2 separate regions of the Mus musculus genome follow, and region 2 is linked to region 1. A link is a loop called in an ENCODE intact Hi-C map of the cell type or tissue named here. Cell type or tissue: heart. All regions are shown on one strand.

Region 1 (8,000 bases):
CCTTCTGGCACCGTAGAAACTCGTAAATGGGGAGGAAACTTTCAACTTTCAACTCAGTTCCAGTTCCAGCTTGGTTTCTCTATATCCTGCAACCAACGTGTGTAATACCTTCAGCAATAGGGTCTTATCACCTAGTTCTATGGACAACCAAGAGGAATGACCAAATCGAACATTGTTTGGGGGACTTCTGATGACTCCGGGGCCAACCGGCAGGAGAAGTATCCCACTCTCGGCACTGGGCTTTTGTTTTACAGACCATGGCTTCTAGATGCAGCACTAGTCGACCTTGTCGGCTCCCTCCTTTCAATCACTTTTTAAAATCCACCCCATCTCTGCTTAAACCTTCTGGCTCCCACCATATCCCCTCTCTACTTTCCTAGCATCCACACTGCAAGCTTCCCCTCCTTTTTTTGGTTTCACTGCTTCAACAAATACTCTGAATTTAACATATAAATGTAAAAATTCAAAACTAGGATCCATGAACGAGAGAGAACGTGCACTGTGTGTCTTTCCAGGCCTGGGTCACCTCAGTGTGTTTTGCAACTCCACTCATTTACCTGGAATTTTCATAATTACATTTTCTTACAACTGAATATAATTTCATTTTCTCAACTGATGAATCAGTTGACTGATATCCAGGCTAATTCAACCTCCCAGCTATTGTGAATATGCAACAATGAACATGGATAAAAAAAAGTGTGTCTGTAGTGGAACAGACTCCTTGGCTATCTGCCCAAGAGTGATGTAGCCGGGTCACATTGTCGCTCTATAGCTTTTTGAGCAATGTCCACACTGATTTCCACAGTGGCTGTAGCAGTTTACAGTCCCCCCAGAAGTGTGTAAGAACTCCCCCCTTTTCCCACATCAATACTAGAATTTATTGGCAGCTATTTTCAAGATGATAGTGATAACCATTCTAATTGGGGTGCTTTCAAAAATAGTTTTAATTTGCATTTGCATGATGAATAATGGTATTTTGAACACTTTTAAAATTACTTCCCAGCCATTTTTGAGAACGTTGTATTTGGTTCCAAAGTTTTTTGTTTTTTGTTTTAATTGGGCATTTATTGCTTGGGTTTAGTTTTCTGGGTTTTTTACATACTCTAAACATCAATCCTCTGTCAGATATATAACTGGCTGGGATTTTCCTCCCCCTTCATAGGTTACCTTTTCATACAACTGTTTCCTTTGCTGTACAGAAGTATTTTTTTAATCTATGAAGCCCAATTGTCAATTGTTGACCTTATGTTCTGGGCAACCAGGTTTCTATTTAGAAAGTCCATACCTATGCCAACCTCTTGTAACATAGTCCTTACCTTTCCCTCTACCGGTATTCAGCGTCTGGGGTTTTACATTAAGGTCTTCAATGCACTTGGAATTGATTTTTGTACAGGGTGAGAGATAAGGATCTAGCTTAATTGTTCTACATGCTACACATACACTTTACCCAGAGTCACTTGCTAAAGAAGCTGTCTTTTCTCCAGTGTGCACTTTTTGTCGTCTTTGTACAAAATCAACTGACTATAACTGTGTAGACTTATATCTGCGCCCTCTGTTCTATTACACTAATTTACATGTCTATTTTTGTGGTAGAACCATGATGTTTTTAATAATTACTATGGACTGGAATGTATCTTAAGATTGGGTAGACCAAGTACCGTGTTATTTTAAGTAGTATAACTTGGTGATATAATTCTAAGTCAGGAAGTGGGATGCATCCAATTTCACTTTTCCTTCTCAGTATTGCTTTGGTTGACTGGAGTGTGTATGTGTGTGTGTGTGTGTGTGTGTGTGTGTGTGTGTGTGTGTGTGTGTGTGTGTGTTCATACACGTGCGCATTTAGCATGTTTATTTCTGGAAGTAGTCCCCTTGGTATTTTGATAAGGATTGCACTCTATCCACCACTCTGGATACTATTTTTAATTTCTCATTGCAAGCTCGATTAGAAGATTCTCTAACATGTTTCAGAAAGCAACAGGAAGTAATGAAAATAAACTTACAGTAGCTGGAATACAGAAAATAAAGAGATAACACCCCTTGATCGTCGGGAAGCACTGATTTCCGAGGAAGGGCTATCGAGTAAAACACAGCTTTGTCCTCATCCAGGAAGGTACTGTGGGTCTTGGCCACACTTTCTATTTATGGCTATGCAGATAGGTTGGCTTTATTTTAAAGATTTTTTTTAAAGGATTCCCTTCATGTTAAAAGAGGTTTGGATGAAATGAATCTGTTAGTCTCCCTAGCTCTAAGATCCTGTGTTTTTATGACAGTAAACTCACTCAAACAGCTGTTGTTTTTTAAATAACTAATTAGCAGTACCATAGTTGGCTACTAAAGTTAATTGAAGGGGGAAAAAAGCCAAGTAATAAATTACTTCGACCCATGTGATTGTTTCCTTGTTATAGAACGACAGTAAGTACTCGGAATGGGGTTGATTTGTTATTAAGATCATGATGATACCTACCACTACTCATTGTTATGCAACAGAAACTTTGCTTGGGTTCCTGCCTTAATCTTCCCTGAGTCCATTAAGTAGATCATATAATTTCCCCCATTTATATGTCAGAAAGGCTCAAGAGGTTAACTGAATTTCCCCGAGATTGTAGATAAGTGACAGAGCCAAGATTTGAATCCAGATTGACTTTATGCCAAAACTTTTGTTCTTCTCCATCATACCATACAGACTCCAGACTTAAGGACAAACTCCGCTCATGGGCACAAGCCAGTTTTAATCTACCCTTTGATGACTGACTGACTGGTTGACTCTTTGACAGATCAAATACCTTCCATGCCAAGCCTCCAATAGGATAAGAGAAACCAATTTTCCCACCATTCTCCACTCTGTACATTTGAATAAGTCTTTGTATTTCCCTGCAGGTATAAGACAATGCTCGTTTAAAAGGGATCAGAGATCCATATTTGTCTTTACCCGGTCTCATCCATGATTCATTTTTAACAGAAGCAAGCCCCTCCTCCCCCTTCCCTCTGCCCGTTCCTCGTACATAGCTATATTGCTTGGCTGACTGCACGGATCCTTTGACAAAGCATGTGTCACTCTCACAGCTAATAGATTGATATGATAGCAAACAAATGTCTTTCCATTTGGAAGAATTTATACTTGAGAAAACACCTTTCCCCCAGGACCCTCTACTTATCCATGAGGATGAATCATGGGGATGGGTACAAGACAATCCCTACAGAGAGGTTTTTCAAAACCAGCTTTGATTGGTTGGCCTTCAGCTAGGTTTTTTTGCTTTTTTTTTTTTTTTAAGCACCTACAAATTAGGCATGCCGATTATCTTTTCAAAGTCTTTCTGGCTTTGTTCATTTTAATGGCAGAATAAGACAGCATTTAGACCCAAACACTTTCCCGGCAGTGTGCAAGCTGGGCCCTAAACATTTACCAAGAAATCGTCCCAGGGTCCAGTCGTCTTTCAAACAGAAACAGTGTTTAGCTACATAGAAATCACTTTAGGACAGAGCTGTTCCAACAGTCGCTGTGCCCACAGAAAAGGATTCTATTTTGGCTAGCAAATACTTGCAAAAAAAAAAAAAAAAAAAAAAAAGCCTTTCTAGCTATCCATGGGAAAGGAGTGAGTGCCCCCTGGTGAAAATGTGGGAAACGCTTCCATATGTTGTTTTTGGCTGGCAAGAAGGTGCAGATGTCTTCACAATAAAAATATACTCGCTGAGAGTGCTCATATCCTTGAGAAGAGCTGGCACCGTTTGCAGGACTGGATCTAAAGGTGACAAAGGCATACAAAGGAAGCAGGACAGAGGGCCTACACCAGAACAGACAAGTTGGAGCCACAGGTGAACCCGAATTTAAGTGTCTCTTTCTGGCTTCACCAAACCTACCCTCCATCTGTCTCCACCCTCTTCCTTGTCCAGGGGAGCCAACCTATAGGACTTTATTATGTATCCCTTGGCCTTCTGCCCTCTAGTCAGGTTTACCCAAGGGGAGGCACTGGCTGGTGATGGAGGAGGAGGTATAGGAAAATGTTTATTCCCAGGCTCCATCCTTCCAGTACATTTGGAAGGTACTGTCTCCCCTTTCCCCTGCCACCACCACTGCCCATAATCTCAGCAACTCCAGACAGCTGTTCTATATAACTTTCTCTTGAAGGTCTGGTGCCCTTTAAGCATATGGTGGTTAGAGCTCCTCACTGTTGCTGGCTTGAAGTACTTCACCATTCTCCCAGAGTTCCCTTCCTGCTACACCCACCTTGGTTAAAACAAAACAAGTTCAGACAGCAAAAATGCACACTGACAACCTTTATCAAGGTACCATCTCCTTTCCAAGTTTATCCTGACTGGTGCACATGCCACGATTTCTATAATATGCCTTTAAAATGCAGGTAGAGTGCTACACGCATAGAAGCTCAGAAGGAAGCTGGAAAGGATGCTGAGGCAGGAGGATTGTGAGTCTGGGGCCCAACTTGGACTGCGTAGCAGGACTCTTATCTCAGACAAATAAACAGTAACAACATACAATATACACAAAACATAAATGCAATAGACATCTAGATTTGTGTAGCACCAGGGACCCCTAAATCTCCCAGTCATTGTAGGCTCCAAATCACCTGGACAGAAGTGAAGTTAAAAAAAAAAAGAAAAAAGTATGGCCAGCTGTACAAAGGTAAGGCAGAAATCTCAGTGGTTTTCAGAGTCTTACTTCCTTCCGTGGCCTGTGACATCTTTAGCTCAAAGTCAAAGCTCTGACTTTGTTTTGAGTAGGACGAAGATTCTGTTTACATTTAGCCTTCACCCATCTCTCCAGGGTGAAGAGAGAACAAATTGTCCTGTCAGGAGAGATCCGTGAGATTAAACAATAGTGTGTTGGCTCTATGGTGCTAAACTGTTGAGAGTAGAGGCTCTGCAGACCCAAGAACAAAAGGACAGCCCCCTGGTCTGTAACCAGGGCACCAGCCCAAGGGTCTGTTCACTGGCAGGAACACACAGATGTAGCTGGACCCTGCCAGTCCTCCACACATCCGGACTTTCTGCATGATTCCATTGTGAGGCTGTCATTCCGGATTGTGCCTGTGAACTCTCTGCTGCTGGGGGTGGAGAGGAGGAGGGAGGAGCAGAGGAGCTAGCATGGCCTTAGGCTTTCAAAGCTGGGCTCCACTCCCAGTCTTACTTCTCCCTTACTGTGTGATGGGGAACAATGTTAACCCTTCCAAGACCCTTCCCCAACCTCCCAGTGAAGATAACCACAGCATCAATGCCGTTTACCCACCTAGCTGGTGTCATGAACCTGGGAGAGCAGGACCTAAAAATGAAGCAAAATAAAGTCGCATCCAAGATTCAACTATTCAACTTTATTCAGAGCATCGGACAATTTATATGCTGAGGGTTAAGAAGAGTCACCTGAGTGAAGTGTCCAATCACAAGGACAATGCCTCACATGGCAAAAGCATGTTTTCCCCTGAGGAACATGAGTGACAGCACATGAGGTAACTTCACTCCTATCCACTGCACCTGGGAAGAGCACAAAAACACATTTCAAGAACAATTTTGTGTTTTGAAGAAACCGAGGTCACAAGACTCTCGTCTTGTTTTGCTGGAGTTTTCTCACTAGCAGTCAGATTTCTCACATGACTCCGCTCTTGGGCTGTTCTGACACAGTGGTATGAAGGGTAAACAGAGTCATAAGAAATGAAGTGTGGCATCCCAAACACACTGAGGACATCTGTTGTAGAAGACTTGGCTTCATCCTCCTAAATTCTAAAGAGGGCATAGGCCTCCACCTCTGCACTGAAGTTCAACAGTCAGATCATCATACAGAAAATGGGTTTGAGCTAACAGCTTGAGTTGTTTTACATCCAGAAACGTTCTCCTGGGCCCGTAAGATACCACTAAAGCCTGACAACCTAAATTTGATGGCAGGATCCCATAGAGGATGGAGAGGAAAGCAACTCTTGAACGTTGTTTCCTCCTGACCTCCATACTCAGGCTGTAGCACCTGGATGTCCATCACGATGATGATGATGGTGGTGGTGGTGGTGATGATGATGGTTTTTAAAGAAAAATTTTAAAGTATTTAAATTCAAAAGTTTAAAGAAAATTCTCCCTTTCACACCTGGCCCATTTCAGCACACTAGGAATAAGAAAAATAATGATAAAAACTTATTGTGAGGTCCTCATGACACAACAGATACTCTACAAAGCTATCTTTAATTTTATGATTATCAAATATATAAAGGCATATATTTAAAGAGTCAAGGAGTCATAGAAGATTACATGACACTCAGCACCTGTCACCCTTTGCCCCCATGTCCATCACCCCAGTAACCATGAACAGCATACGTGTTATGAAGTTCCCAGTCTTGCCTTTTATACCGCATTGTTGCCCTCCTCCACTTCCGGTGATAACTAAACTTCTCTTCCATCCCTTAGCTTCATGAATACTCTTATTCACACACACTCTTCTCAATAAAACCATTTTTGTTTTATCAGATCAATAAACATTTTAACTGTACAGTCATGAGTAAGTTAATAACGGTTGTTTTCTTTCTCACGTTTCCCTAGAGACAATAGTCTTGCGGGGGGGGGGGGTAGGGGAGGGTGTTGTTTTTGTTTTTTAGTTAAGGGGTTTGGAGTTTTTTGGTCGGTTTGTTGTTGTTGTTGCTGTTGCTGTTGCTGTTGCTGTTGCTGTTGTTGTTGATAATGATGATGATAATGATGTTACTGTTGTTTTCCCCCTCCTGGGAACTTACCGCTCATGCAACTTGAAACTTCCTGCCTTTTTTCTAAATCTCTTTTTAAGACTATCTAACAAGCTCCTATTCTTGAAAAAAAATCCCCTGGAAGGTTCTGGTAGGTACTGGATTGGATTGGATTTCTTCTCCCTTGAATTGGGTCTCTTCTTTCCTGGAACTTCTTTCTTCTTCCTTGTCAAATTCTTCCCTCTTTTCTGGAATAGAAGACATCCTTCAGTAGCTTCCAGGGAATGGATTTTTTTTAACCTAAAACATCTTTATTCAACTTTCATATTTCCTTTGCTAGTACTGGACACAAATTTTTTTAATATTGTTTGAGGCAAAAAAAAAAAAAGATTTTTGAGGATGGCAAAACAATAACAATGAAAACTTTGGACAAGTTTATCATATAGGCATCCAAATACTTCCTTATAGTAAAAAGAAATTAAATTGGACCCAGACCAAAGAGAGGAAGCTCCCTTATTTAGGTATTTGGGGGCATATACCTAAAATAGCTGATAGGGACATTTTTTTTCGAGACAGGATTTCTCTGGGTAGCCCTGGCTATCCTGGAACTCACTCTGTAGACCAGGCTGGCCTCAAACTCTGAAATCTGCCTGCCTCTGCCTCCCAAGTTCTGGGATTAAAGGCGTGTGCCACTACCGCCCAGCCCAATAGGGATATTTCTAAGCATCTCTGCTTATTATAAATTACAATGCTTGTCCATCCCTTTATTTGATTGATAGTTTGCCTGTGCATACTCATCTAAGCAGTAATCATTTATCTTTCAGCCTTGAAGATATTCCTCTAGTATCATCCCATATCTCCCATGGTTGTGGGAAAGCTTGAAACCATTCTGCTTCCAGGTCCCCTCACTCTCAATTCTCCCCATGGTGCTGAGATCTGCAGGCCTGGTGTAGTCACCATCACTGTACCAGGAAATGGGAGTTTTCACCTTCTGTGGACCTGCCCTTCCGTTTTCAGAAACTGGTTCCCTTTCTGAAATGCCTGTTGCCCAGATCTTAGACTTCCAAAACTGAACCTTCTGTGTTACTTACCTGTCTGTTGTGATAAAATACGATAACCAAAGCAACTTCCAGAAGAATGAGGCTTTATTTTAGCTTATGGTTCCAGGAAGTCAGAACCCCGTCATAGTGAGGAGGCAAGGCAGCAGGCATAGATGCAGGAGCAGAAAGCTGAGCACTCACACCTTCTGCCTCAAGCAGAAAATGCAGCTAGACTAAATACTCAAGGCCATCCCCAGGGTTGTACTTCCTCTGGCAAGTCTCCACCTCC
Region 2 (8,000 bases), 310 kb before region 1:
ACTATATTTGTGTTATGGCTCAGTCTAAAGGTACTTCCATTTTTACCTGTAAACAAGCAAAGGCAAACACACCTTACAATGAGGACAATTTGACCCCTCCTAATGCTAAGTGCTGGTTCCAAGTTTTACAAGTTGGGTCCCCACAGACCTTCCTACCTACCATCAGACTGCTGAATTATTAAAGCAAGTTATTTCAGGGCCATCACAGGATTCAGAAGGAGACTCCAAATGATCTTGCTTCTCCCCACTGCCAAAGTTGACCGGGCATCTAGACAAACACTGTCTGGTTTCAAGCTTTATAGACCTTCCCTGAAATAAGTTTCTGAGTTTAAATTGACTCAAAAATAAACCTTCTCAGAAAATGAAAGGAGATACACACACACACACACACACACACACACACACACACACACACACACACACACACCACTCACAATTTCCTCAGACCCTTGAAACCCTTGGGATCCCAGTGAACAGAGATTTGCCATGCATGGCAGAGGCTGGCTTAATACAATAGGTTTCTATTTGGATGCCATTCGAGTGTTGCGGATCTTAAATCAGAGAAAGAAGTAGTTACATTAGACAAGGTAATGGTTTCCAAAAATAAGAGCATGCCCAGTTTACAGAAGGGCTGCGTACACAGGCTCAGCTCTGAGGAGATAAGTAATACCCCACTGGAACAATTAGGCGGATTCTCAGAAACACTACATACTTAATTAGGCTGCCTAAGTCCCTGACTGAGCATACATGGGGGACTTTTTAAAGCATTTAATAACCTGAGTAAATCCAAAATCAGACGACAGAAACCGATCCTTTACTCGGGCTACATACAGCCTTCGGCCTTTGCTAGCCTTCCTTTCGATGCTTAAGGCATTCCTCCCAGCTTTGGAAGAGTGTGAATGGTCACTATCACCACTGGACTAAAAACACCCCTCCATCCTAGAGTTACTGGAAGGGTCCTGGGTGCCTGGCCCAGGGCTGCCCACCACGACAGGGAAGTGAGGCAGTGAGACTGCAGTGGTCTTTGCAAACTTTAGCACTGGAGTTGGGAAAAGAGAATAAACAATGAAGAACAGACCTCCATCAGCCAGGGGCACAGTCAACTATCCCGGCGCTAGATACAATCCCTCCTCTTCCTGTTATTTATTCATTAGTTTTGTATTGCACCTTTCTTTTGGCTGCCTCTGTATTTCCTCCTCCGTTATCCAAGCAATCATAAACAAACTAGGATTTGAAAGAAAAGTCGGAGAGGAGGGAGGAGCAGGGGGAAGGGGAAACACACACACACACACACACACACACACAACACACACACACACAATCAAAAGGCGCAGGACTCTTTCTCTGAATATCGCCCTCAGGGTTATGTCGCAAAGCTCTGTGGTGGGAGCAGTAGGCAAGGTAGACAACCGGATCCGGGAAGCCCACTGACTGCGTCCAAGGTCCACCTATGACCACCTGAATCGCTTACTCCTGTAAGTTTGTGCGGCAAGAGGTGAGGAAGATGGGGTGACCCTGAGGCATGATGTGGAGCTGCAACTCTGATCTCCATGAAAGAAAAAAAACTTAACCCGCCCTCCTCCGCAAAATAAAATAAAATACGAAAGCCCACTGCCTTAACTCGGAAGAGGCGAGCATCTTGGTCTAGTAGACCAAAGCGCCCTAGAGCAGGGGAAGTAAGAGGCACCTGCTGGGATCCTGCAACTTCAGGCTTCCCAGATCCAGACCCCAGACCCAGCCACACTCTATAAAGTTTGTTCATCTTCTCCAAGCTCCCGGGGACCAGCTCCTGACTGGGTGGGTGAGGTGAGATGGGCTGCGAAGGTATGGAATCTCTGGCCCACGAGATCGGGGACCCCCTACGTAGCGTGTCCCCCCACCCCCATGCACACATAGTAGGGGTGTTGCAATCGAGTTTACTAATAACATCAACAAAGAATCACACGCCAGTCTCGGCTCAGTCCCGGGACTGCGCTTCACACAGCTTTTAGGGGGAGCGGGGGAGGGGACCAGGAGGGCAGAGGGAGCGCCAGCAGAGGGACAAAAAGGTGGGTAGAAAGGGCACGTAAAGAGAAGACGAAAAGAGTTGGTCGGAGACTAAGGCGCACCGAGAAGCCAGCGGGTGGGAAGGAAAGATCAGAAAGAAAGTGCAGCAGGCTAGGCGGGACGAGGGACGCGCCCGGGATGGAGAGGTGGCCCCCGCCCCCGGCCCGGTCACCTTGCTGTAGCCGTAGTACCCCAGGCACTGCGCGAAGTCCAGGCCGGCTGGGTCCCCGGCCGCCGCGGGGTAGAACCTCACATCCATGCCGGGGCCGGGGGCTGGGGGCCGGGGCTGGAACTCGCCGGGGCCGCTACCCGCCTCCTCGCGGCCGTACGATCCACCGTCGAGGACGCCCGGCCGGGGGCGCCCGGGGACAGCGCACGGGCCGTGGGACTGTAGGGGCGTCGCGCGGGGGCCGCCGACGAGCCCGGGAGCTGCGGCTGCAGCACACAAAGGCGCGGCCACGCGAGCCGCGGGAGAGCGGGAGGCGGCCCGAGGGACGCGCCCCACCGGGACACCGAAGCTGGCTGCGCGCGGGCCGGGCGCCCGGGGCGCGGGGCGCAGCGCGTGGGCCCGGGACGGCCGGCGAGCTCAGGTGCGCGGCGAAGCTGGGACGGCGGCGGCGGCAGCGGCGGCGGCTGGCCCCGCTCCTCCTCCCCGGGCGGACTGAGCCGAGGAGCCGCGGAGACAAGGGGCCCGGCCCCTCCCCTGCCGCTCCCCCTCCTGCCGCCGCCGGTCCCCTCCCCGCGCCGCTGCCGCTCCGCCCCTCCCACCGCGGGCAGCTGGCGCGCCGCCCGCCCCGCCGGTGCGCTCCGCCGCCGACCGCCTCCGGGCTCGCGCCCCGCCCCGCGCCCCGTGCAGCCCCGGCCACCGCGCGCTCCTCTCCCGGCCTCTCACCGTCCCACCCCTTCCCTCCCCGGTCCTCTTTGTCCCCGCGGCCTCACCGCTCTCCCCGCTCCCGGGCCTCCCTCGGCCTCCCCGCTGCTGCCAGCACCGTCCCTCCTCGAGTCCCACTCTTCTCCCGTGCGACCCTCGCTTCCCTTGGCCCCAGCATCCCAAAACCGTCCACTTCTCACCCAGCCCTCTCTTCTGCCCCTACCACCTCGTCCCAGTTCTTGCTGGTGGGGGACCTGTTTCCCAATCCCTCTACCCTACTTACTCTTCTACTTGGATATCCCCGGTATAGACTCAGCCCAGAAACTAACCTGTGCAGGTGGCTCCTGAGCCAGGAGCCGGAACCCCATGTACACCTGTGGTCTTTACCAGAGGGGTGTTAGGGCCTGACCTTTCACAAGTAAGCAGACTTGAAGCTTCCCAGGTTAAGCCTCAAGTCCGGTCTCTTTGTATTTTCTTTACTCTTGTTTGTTTTCGAAAGGCATTTGAGTAACTGGATCTAGGCGGATCACTCGCTGCTCTCCTAGAGAAAATGTCCCTCTTTTCCTAAAAGGTTCTGGGTGATTAACTTCCCCACGCTGCACCCACCCACCCTCTTATTTCTTTCTCTTTCTTTTAATCTACATTTCTCTCCCCCCACCCTCCGCCCCCATACCCCCACCATCACCACCACCCTTGGCTTTATTGCTCTGAGTTAATTTGAAAGTTTGGCCTTCAGCCTTGGCGCTAGAAAATGTTGGCTGAGCTGTGAGATCTCCCTTTCTCGGTTCAGTTATCTGCGAACTACTTTGAACTAGAAGGGAAAGATGTTAAACTATTTCAACTGACAGTCTCTAAAGGTGTGGGGCCTGGATCACTTCGCTGGTCTGGGACCTGAACTTTTCCAGACATGCACGGATTTCTAAGTGTTCTCCAGCTTGCAACACCTATGTGTACCTTCCTTCACTCAATACTATACTTCAGGAACCAAGCAAGAAAAATAAACTTCAATTAGGTGGAAATGTGTGTGTGTGTGTGTGTGTGTGTGTGTGTGTGTGTGTGTGTGTGTGTGTGTGTGTGTGTGTTCTTAGCAGAAACTTGTCAGGGGACTGCCTAAGAGAGCCCTGTGTATTCAGAGAAGGAACAACTCCCCACATTGTCACTGGGTTGACTCTTAATTCCCCCCTCCTGAAGAGGCTTTGGTCCCCTCTCCTGAGTCTCCATTTACTGTTGACAACCCAGCGGCGCTCCCTAATGGCCCAGCGGGTTGCACAAATTGGCAGTGTGCTGAGATGTTATCAGGACAACACCCCATTGAGTAAGTTCTTGAAACGGTGAAGTGGAGGCCCTTTCTCTGGGCCACTGGGCGCCTGTGGCCTTTCCACCAATCAGAACTAGAGGTTGCAGTGGCCACCTGTTGTCCCGAAAGAGAACATCTTTTAAGTTTCACTATGAGTATCTAACAATAGTGGCAAAGTGCAGGGTCTGACCAAGGGAGAGAAGAAACCGCTGGCCCAGGGTACCAGAAAAGAATATTCCTACCGGGTAACCCTTAAAGGGAGCAAGCATCAAAGGCCGGGCAGATGAGCTTTTCTCTCTGCACACTCCTATCTCTCCCTCACCTTACAGTCTATCTGCCTTGCATCTCAAGCAATCTGAGCTTGATTACAGAGGATGAAGTAAAGTATAAACAAAGTTGCCGAGGGAGAACCTGAAGTTGTAATCAGACCTCCTGAATCTGGCACATAAATACTCTGCTGCAGAAATCCCACTAGCTGCAGAAGCTGGAATTACAGGAGCTAGTGGGTTGCACTCATAGAAACTGTGAGAGCCTTGCCCCTAGACTCTCTGGGTTTAGGAATGCCTGCTCACACCCCATACCACTCTTGGCCACTATTTTAGATTTTTTGCTTTTCCCTATACAGCCTCTGCCTGTCACGCAGAAGCCTTTGAGAGGAGACTACACTCACAAGTCTGCGCTTTAGTTTAGAGTGCGATGTAAGCAAAAGTGTGAGTATTGGGGGAGGGGTGAATGGGACTGTGAGACCAGACATGTGCTTGGGGCATCAGAGTGAGAAGTCACTGGTCCTTTGGGAAGTCTGTGCAAGTGATCTTTCCACTCTGTCACCACACATTCAACCAGTTGTCTTTGAGCACCCAGTATATGCCAGCCACTGTTTATACACTTGTGTATAAGAAAGGAAACACCAACATGACTCATGAAAGTTTTTAGAAGGGACTATGTGTTGTACTGCAGAAATGTACACACACAGAGAGGGGAGGGGAGAGGGATAGGGAGAGAGAGGGAGGGAGGGAGGGAGGGAGGGAGGGAGAGAGAGAGAGAGAGAGAGAGAGAGAGAGAGAGAGAGAGAGAGAGAGAGAGAAAGAGAGAGAGAGAGATTCTGTCTCATCCAACCATCTGAATGGAGGTCCTGTCATGTTACAGCTATTGCAGTTTTTGAGTTGCAGAATATTTTGAAGGAAACTCAAGGGATGGGGTGGTTTGGTGCACCTAGCAAGATGCTTGGTATCTCAAGAGCAGCAGACCTTGCTTGGTTCGTCCTTTGCAGTGGATAAGAGGAAGTTCAGAAGGAAGCTGGGAAAGATGGGGGAGAGAAAGATTAAATGCTTTCACATAGGAATATTCCTGGCAGGCAGCATGGCTGGGGGTGTGGGGGAACTTAAGGCTACACAGGACCTTTAACTGGAATAATCTCCCTGGAGGGGACTGTACCTTAGGCATCTTTTTGTCTTTGGGATTTTGTGGGGGTGAGCACCAAAGCTATACTGTTTCATTTAGAACCGAGTAGCTTTAAACTCTCTATTGTGTTGGTAGTGGCACCTCATTTTAGAAGTTCCAGAGGACATAAATAAGGCCCATGCGCAAACAGTTTTAGAGTTGATTCTGAAGCATTGAGGACCTTTGTGACGTGACATCATCCAGACTTTCCTTTCTGAATCCCATACCGAAGGCTTCCTATCACTAGGCAAGCCTTAAACCTGAAGAAGTTTCTTCAAAAAAAATTATGTTAAATGTGATTTAAATGTATGCTGAATAGTGCTAATGTTTATTAAGAAGGGCAGCAGAGGGCCTAAGTGGGAGTGGTTCTGTGGGCAAAGCACTTACCTGGCAAGCAGGAGGACCTGAGTTCAATCCCCAGAGCCCACATGAAAAGTTGGGCAAGCCTGTAACCACAGAGCTGGGGAGGTAGAGACAAGGTCTTGAGGCTTACTAACCAGTTGGTCTAACCTAATTGCTAAGCCTCAGTCCAATGAGAGACCCTACCAGAGAAAAGGTAGATGACCCTTCTGAGACACCCAAGGTTTACCCTCCACACAGATGGACATTGCACCCCACATGCAAACACACATGAAAATACACATATGTGAACAAACACACATACTTTTCAAAAAGTGACCATAGAAGTCTATGGGAAGCCAAAACATAAATTCTGAGCATAAAGAAACTCCTTGAGTCATTACTATTAGTTGTTATCAGATTGGTGTCTCTATTCATCCATGAATATTTTTAACGAGAAAAAAAATAAGTAAATGTTACAAAATATGAAAGCTGCTTTAAATCTTAACAGAGCTCTCCATTTTTTTTTCTTCCTTTCTGTGGCCTCAGGTTAAGCAAGAACCAGAGAGGAGTGTATTAAACTGAATCCTGCTGGATGTTGTAACCAGAAATCTTACTTTTAGGAATTTCTGAAAGTCATGTAAGCCAAATGAGACAGATACTATTAAATATTATATATGGCTTAGTTCTCTTGTGTTCGGGTGATGAAAAGACCTATCCAAATATTGTGATCCTTGTTTGCAGTATGTAATGTAGCCAAATTAGCAGCAGCTCCAAATGGAAATTAACAAGGCCAGAGCTTCTCCAGTTTCCCCTCTATTCCCATAGTAACAGCCAATGTATTATAAGGGCAAGTGGTTGGTGGTTGGTTTTGTATCTGAACTTGGCTTCCAGTCATAAAGCAGTGTCTAAATTCTTCATACATTGCCACAAAGTTTAAATTTCCTGTCAGAGAATCAGCATTTCACATTCAAAGTTGGAATCACATGCAAGTAAAATCAGACTGACCAACGTTCTCACAGTGGCTAACATGGGGTGTGGTGAGGGGACATCCAAGTGACAAGTCACTAGCACAACACCCAAGTAAAACTTGTCTAAGGGCAAGAGTTCCACCAGGAAATACAGGACAATACGGCCTGAAAGAAACCTCTAGGCCAGGCGACTTTTTGTTTCAGTTTTTACTAAATCAAAACTTCTAGTCTAGAAATGCAAATTATTTTTATATTTTTACTTCAGCTAAAGATATAGACACATGAGCAGATGGAACAAAGTAAGCCTTCCCTTTGTAATAATTATATGTATTCAGTTGTGTTCATGAGATTATTTCTTGCGTTACTAAGACAGATTTTGTTCATGTTGGTCTCTGTACAGTAGATGCAGGAAGAGTACACCAAAACTAACTACCACTTCTCCAATTCACTGTTACCTTTACTAAGAATACAGTCACTGGTAGGCTCTGACAGACTATAATTATGGATCAACAACCCCAAAAACCTAGGAGCAAAAAGTACTAAACTGAGAATTAATTCCTAGAAATAAGAGCAGAACTGCATCAAGTCTTTGCTTGTGGTCTGAGTCGTTCCTCAATGAAGCTATTTTAGAAGCCAATACCCTTAATGCGATCAGGAGGTGTGCAATTTTCAGTGTAGCTACCCTAAAAAAAAAAAATCCATTCACAGAAATCCTAAGCTGCTGCCCTGCCTGTTTGCTGAAACATATTCTATTTTTTTTTCTGAAGTGAAAGAATGACCTCTTTTGCAGGAACAATTTTCAGAGGCAGCGTGTTTATCAAATGGTTTCTCTGTTTTCATAAAAACAATTTATTTCTCACTGAACTCTTGGAGATAAGCATCAAAACCAGGAAGAACACACAATGAAGTTTATAATTACACTCCAGAAACAAATCCTACGTAGTTTTTATTTTGTTCAAGTGAAAAAGGGTTTTTTTTTCCCCCTCAAAAAGACAAAGGCAGTGATGGTTGGTGAGGAGGCTTCCACAAGAGTGGA

What was found. Hi-C counts contacts between places; a loop is a spot of excess contacts. Peaks named below come from ENCODE experiments on the same cell type or tissue, not always from the same donor. Only the 100,000 strongest peaks of a DNase experiment are listed, where the experiment ranks them.
Region 2: it touches region 1 in a loop (8-fold over the local background); 9 of 42 quality-filtered maps call a loop at or near these places.

The regions. Positions count from the first base shown.
Region 1 is chr8:90,654,286-90,662,285 of GRCm38, forward strand. No RefSeq gene overlaps it. Among named protein-coding and RNA genes, the nearest start is that of Gm35850, 82 kb to the right of the region's middle. In heart, a CTCF peak has its summit at 3,616 (motif pointing left); no DNase peak of the experiment used is centred here.
Region 2 is chr8:90,345,645-90,353,644 of GRCm38, forward strand. It overlaps Tox3 (TOX high mobility group box family member 3), which reads right to left and starts at 2,608. Exons shown (of 7, transcript NM_172913.3): 1 at 2,219-2,608. The coding sequence starts at 2,305. In heart, CTCF peaks have their summits at 2,363 and 4,697; a DNase peak (open chromatin) is centred at 2,827; H3K4me3 peaks cover 2,948 bases; H3K27ac peaks cover 2,464 bases; H3K27me3 peaks cover 1,265 bases.